2 separate regions of the Homo sapiens genome follow, and region 1 is linked to region 2. The links are chromatin loops, found by intact Hi-C in ENCODE. Cell type or tissue: ascending aorta. All regions are shown on one strand.

What was found. Hi-C counts contacts between places; a loop is a spot of excess contacts. Peaks named below come from ENCODE experiments on the same cell type or tissue, not always from the same donor. Only the 100,000 strongest peaks of a DNase experiment are listed, where the experiment ranks them.
Region 1: a loop joins it to region 2, with 2.5 times the contacts of the local background. A loop is called at or near these places in 2 of 110 quality-filtered maps.

What each region holds. Positions count from the first base shown.
Region 1 is chr5:168,737,481-168,745,480 of GRCh38, reverse strand. All of the region lies in intron 20 of SLIT3 (slit guidance ligand 3), which reads left to right. Among named protein-coding and RNA genes, the nearest start is that of MIR218-2, 27 kb to the left of the region's middle. In ascending aorta, no CTCF peak of the experiment used is centred here; a DNase peak (open chromatin) is centred at 4,460; H3K4me3 peaks cover 1,134 bases; H3K27ac peaks cover 1,555 bases.
Region 2 is chr5:168,674,953-168,682,952 of GRCh38, reverse strand. The region is part of intron 32 of SLIT3 (slit guidance ligand 3); the gene reads left to right. Among named protein-coding and RNA genes, the nearest start is that of SLIT3-AS2, 28 kb to the left of the region's middle. In ascending aorta, a CTCF peak has its summit at 3,319 (motif pointing left); DNase peaks (open chromatin) are centred at 1,062 and 3,292; H3K27ac peaks cover 2,570 bases.

The sequences.
Region 1 (8,000 bases), 63 kb before region 2:
AAGATCGTGCCACTGCACTCCAGCTTGGGCAATAAAGTGAGACTCTGTCTCAAAAAAAAAAAAAATTGGAGTCAGTCCTCTCAAATCCTGCTACTACTTTATCAACTGAGGTTATATAATATTCTAAATCCTTTGTTGTCATTTCAACAACGTTCACAGCATCTTCACCAAAAGTAGATTCCATTTCAAGAAACCAATTTCTTTCCTCATCTATAAGAAGCAACTCCTTATCTGCTCAAGTTTTAGCCTGAGATTGCAGCAATTCAGTCACATCTTCAGGCTCCACTTCTAATTCTAGTTCTCACTATTTTCACCATATCTGCAGCTACTTCCTCCACTGAAGTCTTGAACCCCTCAAGGTCATCCATATGGTTGGAGTCAACTTCTTCCAAACTCCTATTAATGTTGCTATTTTGACCTCCTACCATGAATCACAAATGTTCAAATGGCATCTAGAACAGTGAATCCTTTCCAAAAGCTTTTCAGTTTACTTTGCCCAAATCCATCAGAGGAATCACCATCTATGGCAGTTATGGCCTTACAAAATATATTTCTTAAATAATAAGACTTGAAAGTTGAAATTACTCCTTGATCCATGGGCTGCAGAATGGATGTTATGTTAGCAGACATGAAAACAACATTAATCTGTGTGTACATCTCCATGAGAGCTCTTAGATGACCAGGTACATTGTCAGTGAGCAGTAATATTTTGAAAGAAATCTTTATGTTTGTGCAGCAGGTCTCAACGATGGGCTTAAAATATTCAGCAAAATATGCCATAAACAGACATGCCATCATCCAGTCTTTGTTGCTATATTTCTACAGCACAGGCAGAGTAGATTTAGCATAATAAAAGCCCTAGGATTTTCAGAACGGTAAATGAGTATTGGCTTCAACTTCAAGTCACCATCAGCAGTGGCCCCTAACAAGAAAGTCAGCCTGCCCTTTGAAGCTTTGAAACCAGGCATTGACTTCTCCTCTCTATCTGTGAAAGTCTTAGATGGCTACTTCTTTTAATAAAAGGCTATTTTGTCTCCACGGAAGATCTGTTGTTTAATGTGGCCACCTTCATCAATTATCTTAGCTAGATCATCTGGATAACTTGCTACAGCTTCTCCGTCAGCACTTGCTGCTTTACTTTACACTTTCCTGTTATGAAGATAGCTTCTTTTGTTTTGTTTCGTTTTGTTTTGAGATGGAGTCTCGCTCTTTCACCCAGGCTGGAGTGCCGTGGCGCAATCTCGGCTCACTGCAAGCTCCACCTCCTGGGTTAATGCCATTCTCCTGCCTCAGCCTCCCCCTTAGCTGGGACTACAGGAGCCCGCCACCACGCCCGGCTAATTTTTTGTATTTTTAGTGGAGACAGGGTTACACCATGTTAGCCAGGATGGTCTCGATCTCCTGACCTTATGATCCACCCGCCCCGGATTCCCAGAGTGCTGGGATTACATGTGTGAGCCGCTGCGCCCAGCCGGCTTCTTTTCTTAAACCTCATGAACCAACTATTGCTAGCTTCAAACTTTTCTTCTGCAGTTTTCTCACCTCTGTCAGCCTTCACGGAATTAAGGAGAGTTAGGGCCTTGCTCTGGATTAGGCTTTGGCTTGAGGGAATGTTTAGCTGGTTTGATTTTTCTATCCAGACCGCTAAAAGTTTTTGCATGTCAGCAATAAGTCTTTCTCATGATTCATGTGTATATTGGACTAGCACTTTTAATTTTCTTCAAGAACTTTTTATTTGCGTTCACAATTTGGCTATTTGGTCCAAGAGGCCTAGCTTTGATCCGTCTTCGTTTTTGATATGTCTTCCTCACTAAACTTCATCATTTCTATCTTTTGATTTAAAGTGAGAGATGTGTGATTCTTAGAGGCCGTTGTAGGGTTATTAGTTGGCCCAATTTCAATATTGTACTTTGTCTCCGGAAATAGGGAGGTCCGAGGAGAGGGAGACAGGGAACAGCTAGTTGGTAAAGCAGTCAGAGCACACACAACATTTATCAATTAAATTCATCATCTTTGATGGGCATGGTTCGTGGTGCCTCAAAACAATTACAATAGAGACATCAAAGATCACTGATCACAGATCACCATAAAAGTATTATAATAATGAAAAAGTTTTAAATATTGTGAGAATTACCAAAATGTAACACAGAGACATGAAGTCAGATATGCTGTTGGAAAAATGGCACTAATAGACTTGCTTGTGGCGGGGTTGCCATAAACCTTCAATTTTTAAAAAACGCAATATCTACAAAGTGCAATAAAGCAAAGTGCAATAAAACAAGGTACGCAGTACCCTCAGATGTAAGTGACAGAACGCGACCCAGACTCCTCCAGAGTTGCTTTGATCTGCCCTTCTAATAATGCTTTTGGGGACAGAACCTGAACATGCCAGTTTCTTAGACTAGCACATGGCGTGAACCTCCAGGGTTCATGCCATTTTCCTGGCTTAGCCTCTCCGGTAGCTGGGACTACAGGCGCATGCCACCACGCTCAGCTAATTTTTGTATTTTTTTTTTAGTAGAGATGGTGTTTCACCCTGTTGGCCAGGATAGTCTCGATCTCTTGACCTTGGGATCTGCCCACCTCAGCCTCCCAAAGTGCTGGGATAACAGACACATTCTGACAGTATCATTGCAGTACCTGCATCCAGCCCTAGAGCCCGGTATCTTCCAGTGCCTTCTTCAGTTATCTGAGTTGATAAATTCTCTTTATGCTTAAGGTGGTTTGAACTGATTTTCTTCCTCTTTGCCCAGGAGGAAAGCTAATATACCACTTCATAAGCTAGCTGTAAGCATTAAAAGACCAGATGCCAGTGGTTCAGAAGCACTCAGTCACATTAGCTATGATGATTGTTATCACTGTCATGACTCCTCCTCTATGTTTTTGAGTGGATTTTGGGGCCAGTCCCCTGGGAGTTACCCACATAGAGTAGAAGCCTGAAAGTGTGCAGCTGGTATGTCTCAAAGGCCGTGGTGAGTCCTGTGACCTGATTCCAGGACTGCAGAGGAGACATTGCATCTTGGCAGAGCGGTCAGCACCTGTCCCCTTTCTCTCTGCATCTTCCATTTCACCCCACTCCTCAATTCCCATCAGAGGCCTCTCTGGGTGAGGAAGAAAATGCCTCATTTTTACATAGGCCAGCTCCCTCCAGTCTGAAATGGGTGCAGATAAAAACATGCTAGCCTGCGATGGGGAAGCAGGTAGAATGTGGTAGAAAGAGCACTGGGCTAGGAGCCCAGAGGTGAGTCCCAGCCTTGGTTCTGCCTGTGCCTTGGGGCTACTCAGCAGCATCTCTTCCCACTCCTGCCCCCAGAAGCCACATTGCAGCCACACCTGTAGCTTCTTGTGATTCCCCCAGTGCATATGCCTTTCCTGACTTCAGGGCCTCTGTCCAGGGCATTTATATTCTCCCGGCCTAGAATGTTCTTCACTCCCATCCCTACTTAGGTAACCCCCTCTGGTTTCTCAGTCTCAGTCCTGGAAGCACAAGTTAAGAGGAGTGATTCTGAAAACAAATAGTCTTGGGTTTAAATTCCAACTTTACTACCTACTGATTGCATCACTTTGGGCAAGTTACTTAATCTCATTCAACCTCTATTTACTGATCTGTGAAATGGGGATAACAGCGGTATATCCTTCACAAGGCAGAGGGTGACTAAGATAACATAACTAAAGCACTTAGCCCTTTGTGCAGCACATAGTCACGGTTTGATGAATGTCAGTGCTGATTATTAACCTTCCTTTCAGAAAGCCTTTTGGGTGGCTAAGACTGGGTTAGGTGCCTCTCACTTGTATCCCCATGGCTCTTCTCTCAGGTATCGCCTTGTGTTGTAGTTGCTTATTTACTTATTTCCCCTTCTAGACCAAGAGCTCCCTGAGAGCAGCAATTGTGTCTCATTCACTGTTTGTTTTCTTTCCCCCTCCAGAGTTAAGCACAGCAACTAACCCGTAGCAGGCATTCCTCTCTGAATCTGTCTTGTCTTCTTTTTTTTTTTTTTTTTTGAGACCGAGTCTTGCTCTGTCGCCCAGGCTGGAGTGCTGGAATGCAGTGGTGTGATCTCGGCTTACTGCAAGCTCTGCCTCCCGGGTTCACACCATTTTCCTGCCTCAGCCTCCCGAGTAGCTGGGACTACAGGTGCCCGCCACCATGCCCAGCTAATTTTTTGTATTTTTTAGTAGAGACGGGGTTTCACCATGTTAGCCAGGATGGTCTCAATCTCCTGACCTCGTGATCCGCCCGCCTCGGCCTCCCAAAGTGCTGGGATTACAGGCATGAGCCTCCGTGCCTGGAGGCACATGGATTCTTGAGTGTGTGTTGTGGCTCCAGGCATTTCCCAATGCTCAGAAAAACTGAAACTAGGGCTGCCAGCCCAGGGGAAGGAAGGGAGGTCTTGACAGTTGCTAAAAAGTTCATGTCCACCGTGAGTTTGAGCTGGGGTCATGCCCTGGAAGTTCTGTGTACAAAAATGCCCCCACGTGCAGTGAGCTTCCTGCCCTTCCCTTGGACCGGGCTGTGCCATGGGACGGGGCTGCAGAGAATGACCCAGTTATACTCTCCTTCCTGGGCCAATTGAGTGCCAAGTGACACATGTCAAAGGACAGAAATGCCATGACGATAGCCCGTGAATGCTTTTCCCCAAAGCTCATGGAACGAAAACTGAAATAACAAAGATAATTGGCTGCAATTATAAAGTAAACTTCAGCACTTTGGGAGGAGACCTGATTTTCTGATTTGGAAATGGTATCACTTCCCTTGGCCAGGCATGGCTTCCAAAGTGCACCGAGGAAGGCAGCCCTCACTTCTTTCCCCAAACCGTCTTCCTGGGGTGGAGGGTTGGGGGTAAGCAGGAGAATGAGTGTCAAAGAAAGTGAAAGCTGGCAGACCTGGAGAATTATGGCTGGGAGCCTCTGGTTCAGAGACATTGGCTGAGTCCAGATCCAGGGTTTCCAATGCAAGCTTTTCAGCTCCCTTGGGTCTCATTAGTTATCTCAGGCAGAGCTGCCAGCTTACAAAACAAAATTAAGTTTAATTCACCAAGAAAAAACAAAAACAAAGTTGCCCAGCATTTCTCTAAAGGGCAGAGTGTGAGAGGCTGTTGCAAGCATGCAAGACCCCAGCAATGCCATCTGAGCAGGAGGTGATTTTTTTCTCCAGTCAGCTCTCTATTAACCCTCACTGGCCCTTCTCTCACAGTCTCCTTTCAGTTCTACCCTGGGTGAGTCAAGCCAAACTGAGCCTCATTCTCACATTCAGTCTTGCAAGTGCTCTTTGAAGTAGGGCTACAGTACCAGTTGCCCTCTTTGTCTGACCCCAAATCCTGTGCTCATGCCCATTCCACCAGAGGCTCTTAAATGTTTAGGTCTCAGGACTCCTTTATGCTTTTCAGAAGCATCCAGGACTCCAAGAACCTGTGTTTATGTGGGTTATAGCTATTGATATTGATCATATTACTAACACTGAGAAAATGTTAAAATATGCATTAATTCCATTTAAAAGTAACAATTATATACCCATGACATGTTTATATAAAAAGCACATTTTTAAGACAAACCAAAAGAAATGCAGGTGAGAAGAGTTTCATTGTTTTATATTTTTGCAAATCTTTTTAATATCTAGCTTCCTAGAAGACAGCTCAATTTTCATATCTGCTTCACCATTCACTTTGTTGTGGTATGCTTTTTGGATGAAGGATAAGAAATTTGGCTTCACACAGAAATGTATTTGAAAAGGGAGGAGCCGGGTGCGGTGGCTCACGCCTGTAATCCCAGCACTTTGGGAGGCCGAGGTGGGTGGATCAGCTGAGGTCGAGACCAGCCTGACCAAAATGGAGAAACCCCGTCCCTACTAAAAATACAAAATTTGCCAGACGTGGTTGTGGGCGCCTGTAATCCCAGCTACTTGGGAGGGTGAGGCAGGAGAATCACTTGAAGCTGGGAGGGTGAGGCAGGAGAATCACTTGAAGCTGGGAGGCAGAGGTTGTGGTGAGCTGAGATTGCGCCGTTGCACTCCAGCCTGGGTGACAGAGTGAGACTCTATCTCAAAAAAAAAAAAAAGAATAAAAAGAAAGAAAAAGCGAGGAATACTTTAATAGTCTTTTCAGGTAATTATGGGTGTTCTTCTTTGATTAAGACCAAAGCTCAACAAGTGGCATTTTCTTAAAGGCTAGTTGTAGTGTGGAACTGCACTTGTACCAGTGAACCTTTGGTCCTCTGTTACATAACTCTACCGATCTGTCTTACGCTTTGAATGGAACTTTCCCCATGCACGATCTTGTAATATCATGTGTTGGTCAATGGAAAAATATCGGTTCACTGAGTTATGCAGATCTTCCAAATGCTAACACATTTCATTATACAATATATTTTTTAAATAATGTCCTTTGATATCACCGCTGATCTCATCAGAAAAGTCTTTAAGTGAGGGAAAGTTGTTAAGCTCAATGTGGCAGTGAAAAGTTTTCCAAAATTTTAATTTTTACTTGGAAGCACGAATTTATCATTGGCAACAAATACTGTGAGCTGCTTTTTTTTTTTTTTTTTTTTGAGATGGAGTCTTGCTCTTTCACCCAGGCCAGACTGCAGTGGCGCCATCTCGGCTCACTGCAAGCCCCGCCTCCTGGGTTCACGCCATTCTCCTGCCTCAACCTCCCCAGCAGCTGGGACTACAGGCGCCCGCCACCGCGCCCGGCTAATTTTTTGTATTTTTAGTAGAGACGGGGTTTCACCGTATTAGCCAGGATGGTCTCGATCTCCTGACCTTGTGATCCACCTGCCTCGGCCTCCCAAAGTGCTGGGATTACAGGCATGAGCCACCGTGCCCAGCCTGTGAGTTGCTTTTTTTAAAGTGATGGGCTTACTTTGTTCATTTTCAAGAAATTATCTACTAAATAGCCATGTCTGAATAATGAGTTTGCCAGTCTTTCTTTTAGGTAAAAACAGTGTTCCATGAAAAAATGTAAAAGCCAGCTAGTTCAGCTTGCAACTCAATTACACAGGTACTTTTCTCTAGACAACCAACATGCTGTGTGTGTACATCTCCCATTTTGTCATACGGGACATTAAAGGAATGTGTGCTCAAGAGTTGAATGTTAATACAAACAATAATTCTTGGTACTTCATCAAGGGCATTCCTGGTTTTGGTAAAACCTGCAAGTGCACAGAGGTGAAGAATACAGTGACCACCAGTTTCATTTGGTAGCGATGTCCTGATTCATGCTGAGGTGCCAGCAGTTTTACCCTCCACTAATTTTGTACCATCAGTGCAAATGTCAACACAGGGCAAAAGGAAAATAACATTTTAACCTTATTGTAAATATAGTTTTGGCCTCATAGACCCCTGAAAAAGCCTCAGGGACCCCCGGGGTCTATGGATGACACTTTGAGAACCACTCTGGTCATTACATATTGGTGGGCAATGGATAGAGAGAGATAACTGCTCTAAGTCAGCACGAAGTTCCTAATTTAAAAGGCAAGCTTACAGAATCTTATGGAAAGCAGGACAGAAGCAAATACAGGACATCTCAGCCCTCAAAGTCACCAGAATACTCTCTGTGAAGGTAGGGCCTCACTGCCTTCAGAAAGTACAATTATTGCCATGCAACTGTCCTTTTAAATTCATGCTTACCTCACTATTTTAGAACTGAAACCTAAAAATCTGCTTGCTTCCATTTATGGAAATGTTTACAAACATCAGGTTTCCTGGTTCTGGAAACAAACTCTGCAAAGCCTACATCTTCATAACGGTTAGAGAAGAAATGCAGAATCCAGTGCTGGTGAACAGCTTTCCCCCATATCTACCCCTGGTTAATATCCATGATGTTTAGACATATATTTTTGGTCTAAGGACAATGAGCATGGATTTGTTGTCCTATAACTTGATATCCCAAGGAAAAGAGGGGGGAAGGATGACATAGCTCCAGGCACAACTATTGGAAGAAAGGATTTGTATTAGGATGCGGGGTCTGAGAACACTGTGGGAAGCAGGCTGGCAGTGTGCATAT
Region 2 (8,000 bases):
TTAGTTATAAATATTTTTATAATAGTAATAAAAATGACTACTAAAAGTTAAAAATGTCTGTGTTACACCTAAAATCATGTCAAACTACCAGTAGAAGGAGAGCCAAACCTTAGGGAAACCACAGTACAAAAGAGAGGCCACACTGTCCCCTCAGAGGCAAGAGCACATTTCATAGGGATTGGTGAAGAGCTGCAACTTTCAGACTTTCTTCCCCCTGCTAACTAAATCTTTTCTTCCATTAAAATCTTATATTAAACTTAAGAATTGTAAATACTTAGAAGCAAAACCGCCCTGCAGTGTTGAAGCAAAGATCCCCCCTCCACACACACTGTTGTCAAGGCCCCTGATAAATCATCCAACAAACCCAATTTGAAAGCCATTGGTTAAAACCAGTGGTTCTCAAAGCGTGGTCCCCAAGGCAGCAGCACCAGCATCACCTACAGACATGATAGAAATACACATTTTCAGACTCTACCCCAGAACTACTGAATCCAAAACCCTAGGGGTTGGCCCCAACACACCTGTGCTTCAGAGATCCTTCCAGGTAATTCTAATGCACAAGTCTAGGAAACACCAGTTTCCAAAGGAAAACTTCCTGCAGAAAGAGCAGTCTGAGTTGGGCCTTGAAGAAAGGGAAGAACTTGTGAGAGCAGAGAGAACAGGTGGGCAAGGCATGCTGGGAGGTCAGCAAAGACAGATGAGGAGCAAAGAAAAGGGTGTTGACCAGAGCAAGAGGCTCCCAGTGGAAGGTGGATAAAGACCAGGCAGGTTAGGACAGTTGGGCACAGTGGACACCAGAAGAAAGAGCTCACCCTGGTGGTCTCCCTAGAGCCTGGGCCGCCTAACATCTGTGTCCCTGGAGCCACAGGTCCTGGCCAAGTGGAGAGGACAGAGAGCCAAGGAGGCAGGGCCAGGGCAGCCTGTGAAGCATTTGCTATCACATAAATCCAGATGTGAACAAGTGATTCAGCCTCTTTGTGCCTCAGTTTTTCCCCCTCCCCCTTCCCATGTAATGTGAGCAATAGCAGGATGTACCTCTTAGGGCAGTCACTGAGGGTTGAAATAACACTGGAGGAAGTGCTTGGCAGATTAAGCCTTTACGCAGACATGTCAAGGACAGAAGGTGAAAGCCAGGCTTCCAGAAGCAGCTGAGCCCTGCCCTGAGCTGGGGGCCTTCCCAAACAGAGCCCAGCCTTTGCCCTCTGCTGACGTTAGCTGTCAGGGCTGGTGATTTGGTAGAAGGCTGGTGTGGGTGGTAGGAGTGTCGCAGCACTGTGCTGAGTTATGAAATGGAAAGTCAGAGAATTGCTGTCCAGAAGCTGCTGTCAGGGAGCCCTGAGTTTGAGCAGGTAGGTGGCCCTGGAGAGACACCAGGCTCTGTCTTAGCCACAGGGAAACCAAGCTAAGGATGCCCTGGCACTCCTGGCCTAGATCTTCATGCTGAGCCTGTAACAGATCTTTAGTACCCTTCATTCAGTTTCCAATCCTCAGGGGCCCAAGGCTCTAGCAATTCCAGATTAAAATGATTTTGCTTCCAAACACTTTTCCCTGAGGCAGCCCTGTTTCTGTTGCCATTAGTACACTCTCACTCATTCCACATCTACCAGGCCCCATGTTTGGGCCAGACCCTGGGCTAGGTGCAGGGGCCACAGAGCTAAACAAACACAGTCCAGGGAGGAAGACACACATATCAACAAGCAGTGGTTCCACAGCAAAATCAAATCATTCTCACTGGAGACACTGGTGTCATGCTACAGGAACACCAATGATGAAGCAAAGTTTTTTTGTTTTTTGGGTTTTCTTGGAGACAGTGTCTCACTGTGTCACCCAGGTTGGAGTGCTGTGGCATGATCACAGCTCCCTGCAACCTCCACCTCCCAGCCTCAAGTGATCCTCCTACCTCAGCCTCCTGAGTAGCTGGGACTGCAGGTGTGCATCACAACGTCTAATTTTTGTTTTTTTCTGGAAGAGACAGGGTTTCATCATGTTGCTCAGGCTGGTCTTGAACTCCTGGGCTGAAGCAGTCTGCCCACCTTGGCCTCGCAAAGTGCTGGGATTACAGGTGTGAGCCACTGTGCCCACCAGGAGCAAATATTTTTGCTTGGAGGACCTTGGAGGAGGAGGTGGTGTTTGAGCTGAGACATGACCTGTGCCTCAGAATCATTTTCTCAGGCTGAGCAGCGAGGAAGCCCTGGGGAGGAGGAGGCCCCATCAGCCTGCATGGAAGCCATGTGGGAGGGCTGGGGTTAATGGAGGGCACAGCCTGAGCTGACCAGCAGCCGAGGGGGCCAGGAGGCCAGTCCAACCACAAAAAATGAGATCTCCTCCTCAGCATCAGTACAATAACCTCTAGCCACCCAGGAAGGCCACCTTGGCCTCAGGGCCAGAGTCAGGGAGCCCAGCCAAAGCTATTCTAACTGGGGGAGTTGGCAGCCACCAGCTTTTGGCTCACTAAGGCCCACTGACCAGCTTCAGAGTGAGGATGTCAGCCTGGGTTCCCAGCAGGGACCTGCAGGCTAGATTCCATGGTCTCCATTCTGTCCATGCCTGATGTTGTTCATCTGCACAGCCATAATCACAAATGGTGATGAGGGCACATGAAGATTCTATTCCAGGCCCCAGGGCAAATACACAGAGAAGCCCACCTGAGCCCCTCCTTGCCCCAGAATGGGGACAGACTTCACTGTTCCTTGGCACTGAGACTTGTGAGAAGGCCAGACTCACATGCCAGCAAGGCCAAATGGCCACATAGGTAACAGACATGGGGAAAATGGGCTGGAGTCCCCATAGGGAGTGGTGGGGGCTACAGTAGCCTAAAGGGTGGAGCCCCATCCAAAGGAGTGGCTGACCTCAGCTCCAGCAGACACTGCCATGTGGGAATATAGATTATCAAGAGAAGCGGGACCACCGGGGTTTCTATGTGAGATATCTAAGTTTTTGAGTGTTGGCCATTTTAAAACACCGCGTGGGTGTGCTCTTTGAATGCAATGCAGTGCATGCTCTCTGAGTCTTGATTTCTACAATCCTGTCCACTGCCAAGGTCTTTGTCTCATTGGATCCTCACTCCTGTTTTAGGGATGAGAAGCCTCATATTAGAAGCCCAGTAAGTGGCAGAGCTAGGATTTAAATCCGGGTCAGTTTTCCACCCAAACCAGCTCTCCCACCGTGCTGGCTCCGGGACATGAAAGACAGAGCCGAGAGAGTGTGGGCTGTGCTACAGGAGTAGGGGGTTGCTGCAGTGGGGCCTGAGGTCTCCGCTTGCTGCCTACCCGAAATCCCAGGAACTTTTTGTTACTGCGAGGCTCTATCGCCACCTAGTGGTCACGACTCAGCATTCAGGTTAGAGCAACCAGCACCTAGAGGAATAACAAACCCTTCCTCCCTCAAGTCCCTTAAGACTTCAGGCTGAACACCTAAAGTCTCTGACCCTTAAGTCTTTTATTTGAAAAATGGAGGAAAAAGTGTGCCTCCTTCCTGGGGGTTGTTAGGATTAAATAAGAGAATGCAAGTTAACTGCTTAGCATAGGGTAGCACAATGCCTGGCCTCTACTAAGGGATTAACACGTATCCACCATTATTATTAAAAGCAAAAGAAAGCCAGGCATGGTGGCTCACGCCTGTAACTCCAGCATTCTTGGAAGCCAAGGCAGGAGGATCGCCTGAGCCCAGGAGTTTGAGAGTATCCTGGGCAACATATTCAGACTCCATCTATGCAAAAAATAAAAAATTACCCAAGCATAGTAGTGCACATGTATGGTCCTAGCTACTTGAGAGGCTGAGGCAGGAGGATCACTTGAACCCTGGAGGTCAAGGCTGCAGTGAGCTGTGATTGCACCACCGCACTGCAGCCTGGGTGAGAGAGCAAGACCCGATCTCAAAAAATAAATAAATGCAAAGGCAAAAAGGCCATGGGCCACTCTGGCCAATGCCTGTGGTTATGCCAGTTCCAGGCAGGATGCGTCCAGCCCCACCCTGACAACTCCAGAGCTCTCCACCTCCCACTTGGCACCAGTTCAGTCTGGCCCAGTAGATAATGAGGAAGACCCTCAGAGCCCCCTTCTCTCCCCTGAAATCCTTAAATATCTCTCCAGGAGACTAATCATTGGGGCTTGGGACCACTATATCATCATTTCTTTTAGTGTGAACCTTAGGTTGTTACTATTTTTTCCTTTTTTTTCCTCTACTTTTGTCACAGTAGAGCCATTTTCCCATTATTTTGTTTCAAAGGCTAAGATTTAATAATGATTTTTGTTTGTTTGTTTGTTTTTTTGAGACAGAGTCTCACTCTGTCACCCGGGCTGGAGTGCAGTAGCGCGATCTTGGCTCACTGCAACCTCCACCTCCTGGGTTCAGGTGATTCTCCTGCCTCAGCCTCCCGAGTAGCTGAGACTACAGGCACCCGCCACCACGCCCGGCTAATTTTTTGTATTTTTAGTAGAGATGGGGTTTCACTATGTTGGCCAGGCTGGTCTCGAACTCCTGACCTTGTGATCCGCCCGCCTCGGCCTCCCAAATTCCCAACAGGGATTTGTCAGGGAGAATTCAAGGATGTAATCCCAAAGTGCTAGGATTACAGGTGTGAGCCACCGTGCCCGGCCATGATTTTATTTTTTTATTTTTTAAGGCAAGTAGAAATGGAGGCATCCTGACTTAGGGATGCTGGTAAAAAGCCAGAGCCTTTAGCACTGCCTACCCTGAACCTCCAGGGATCCACAGTTTGAAAAACACTGGCTTCAGCCATTATATCCAGGAGATCTGGTTAAAAGTTGCCAGGAAGAGGCGACCTGTTAACCCATGAGCACCTACCGGCATAGATAACATTATGGGAGGTTTGGATTTGGAAGCAATCCTGACTTTGAACCTGAGTTCCAGCACTTCTTAGCAGTGTGGCCCCTATCGGGTTACTTAGCTTCCTTCCCTAAAATGGGACTCACAAGAGTCCCCTCCTCAGAAATGGGAATGAGCCAGTGGGAGTATACAGAGCCCTGAGTGGCTCAAAGCCACTCAAAGCCCTGGGTGGCTGTAAGTTTGCCAAATCCATAGGCAGGTTCTTCCAGGGCCCACTAACCTACTCCCCCACCCCAGTTGCTGCCACACCCAGCTCCAGCAAGCCCAGAGTAAGGTCAAGGAGTCATCATTTCCACCTTTCACTGAGCACTTGCTAGGTGTCACAGGCCACGTATTGCCCATTAAAACCAGTGTAGGGCCAGGCACGCTGGCTCACGCCTATAATCCCAACACTTTGGGAGGTCAAGGGAGGAGGATCACTTGAGGTCAGGAGTTCAAGAACAGCCTGGCCAACATGGCAAAACCCCATCTCTACTAAAAATATAAAAATTAGCCGGGGATGGTGGTGGGTGCCTGTAATCCCAGCTACTTGGGAAGCTGAGGCAGGAAAATTGCTTGAACCAGGGAGGTGGAGGTTGCAGTGAGCTGAGATCACGCCAATGTATTCCAGCCTGGGCAACAGAGCGAGACTCCATCTCAAAAAACAAAAACAAAACAAAAAACAGTGTAGGCCGGGTGCAGTGACCTGTAACCCCAGCACTTTGGGAGGCCAAGGTGGGAGGATGGCTTGAGCCCAGGAGTTCAAGGCTGCAGTGAGCGATGATTGCACCACTACATTCCATCCTGGGCAACAGAGCAAGACCCCTGTCTCTTACTAAAAACAACCAAAAAACCAATGTTGTAAGATGAGTATAAAACTCATTGAATAGAAGCAGAAACAGGGGCTTACAGAAGTGATATGACTTGCCCAGGGTCCCTCAGCTGGCAGGCCCAGTGTGATCCCAGATCTCTCTCCTCAAAGCATGACCTGGCTGAAGGCTATACCTCGAGCCTACCTAGGATTCTCCCATGTGGGCATCAGATGAGGCCCTCCAGGAAGCCCAGCACTGGGGCACTGCAGAACCCAGCACTTTGTCTAGGGCAAGAGCCAGTGACCACACAGCCCTCTCTGATCTGTGGCTTCTGCCAGACCACTGTCTCCAGGCTGGGTACCCCTGCAGGCTATTCACCAGCACCTGGGATGGCAGGAAGGGAAGAAGGAGTTGGGCCTGGAGCCAGCTGCCAGGCAGGAGTAGGTGGTATGTGTTCGCTGTGTCTGTGTGTGTGTGTCTGTAATGGGAAAACAGCTGCCCTGACTCCCTGAATCATAATGTTGGAAGCGAGTGCCTGAGCTGCAGTCTCTTGACAACTCCCTTTCTGACAGGTGGCTGTCCAGCATGTTGACACACCTCCAGGGTGGTGAGCTCATTTGCATCCAAACAGCATCCATTTCTAGGACGCTGTGGGATATACCTGCATATTTTTGCATGTGTGGTTAGAAAACTGTCTGAGGGCTCAAGGTCACAAGTTTATGGTCTCTGCACGGGGCCATCCCTCCCCTTCCTGCTTTTACCAGCCCATCTGTAGGATCAGAGGCCTCTGCCTTGCCCTCAGCTTGCAACTTGGTGCAGCTGGAGGCTTCTGAAATAGAAATAGCTCTACCTTCATAGGGCTTTTTGGCTCCCCATCAAAAAACCAGATTCCTCAGTGGACTCTTTTACCCACCACTCCACCTCCCACTACCCTATCTCTTGGCTAGACCTTACATTGATAAGTTGTCATTTACTTTATAGGAAAGGCTAAGGAAAGTGGAATGGAAGCTTTGTGAGTGCAGTTACCCTATCTTCCCTGTTTGTCACTGATCCACAGCACCCAGGACGAGGTGGCCCATAGCAGACACTTGGTGGGTGGGCGGATGAAGGGTAGATGAAGGATGGATGGATGGATGGATGGATGGATGGAAGAGAGTAGATAAATAAGTAGGTGGGTAGGTAGAGAGATGGATAGGTAGATGGATGCAGAGGAGGGTGGGTGGGTAGATGAAGGATGGATGGATGTGATGGGATGAATGGATGAAGAGGGTAGATAAATAAGTAGGTGGGTGGGTGGAGAGATGGATAGGTGGATGGATGGAGAGGAGGGTGGATGGATGAATAGGTAGAATAGATGGAAAGGAAGTATAGATGGTTGAATGGATGGTTGGATAGTTGGATGAATGAGTGGGAGGAGAGATTTCCCAATGGATTTGAGTGGGTCCTGGGCTCCTGCATGTCCTCTGCCATCACTTTCTCCCAGGGATCAGCACTAGAACAGGGATCACTAGCTTTGCAGGCAATGGTCCTTGTTAGTCTTCTAACACTAAAATAACTGCTCACATTTTCCCAGTAATTGACAAAGCGCTCTTTTGTTGTTGTTGTTTTTTAAGAAATAGGGGTCGTGCTATGTTTCCCAGGCTGAACTTGAACACCTGGGCTCAAGTGGTCTTCCTGCCTCAACCTCCCAGCTTGTCAAGTAACTAGTGATACAGGCACATGCCAGCATGCCTGGTTACAAAGCACTTTCACGTACCCTCTCTTATTTTATTTGAACATCACAATAGTTCTGTGAGGTTATTATCCCCCTTTTACAGATGAGGAAACTGAGACCGGATGTTCTATTCCTATGGTTGGTTATGGTTCCATCCAGCAGTAAGGGGCTAGAATGGACTCTGTTTTCTTCAGTATACCCCAATTTAGCCTGTCTTCTCCCAAGCATTTCTCTTGCCTTTTTGGCTGCTGAGATTTCTAAATCTGAGTTAGTCACTGAAATGGTCCCTGCCTGCCTAATCAGTGCCACCCCCTGCTGGGATCCTCTTGTTGGAGCCAACAAGGATTTGTCAGGGAGAATTCAAGGAGAGAGGAAGCCTCCATATGTATCCCTGATACCTGAATAGATAAGACAGAGCTCAGTCTACTCCTCAGAGAGCTTCAGGGAAGGAAGAGGTGTCACATTCCCCAACTCCCATCATCTCCCACCACTGTTCCCTCCCAGCCCCCGCCGAGGGTGGAGCGCTGGAAAGAGCACAATTTGGGAGTCAAAAGTGTTGCCTACAAATTCTGTCTCTTGCCTGTACTAGCTGGGTGACCTCAGGTAAATCACTTAACCTCTCTGGGCCTCGGTGTCTTCATCTGTGA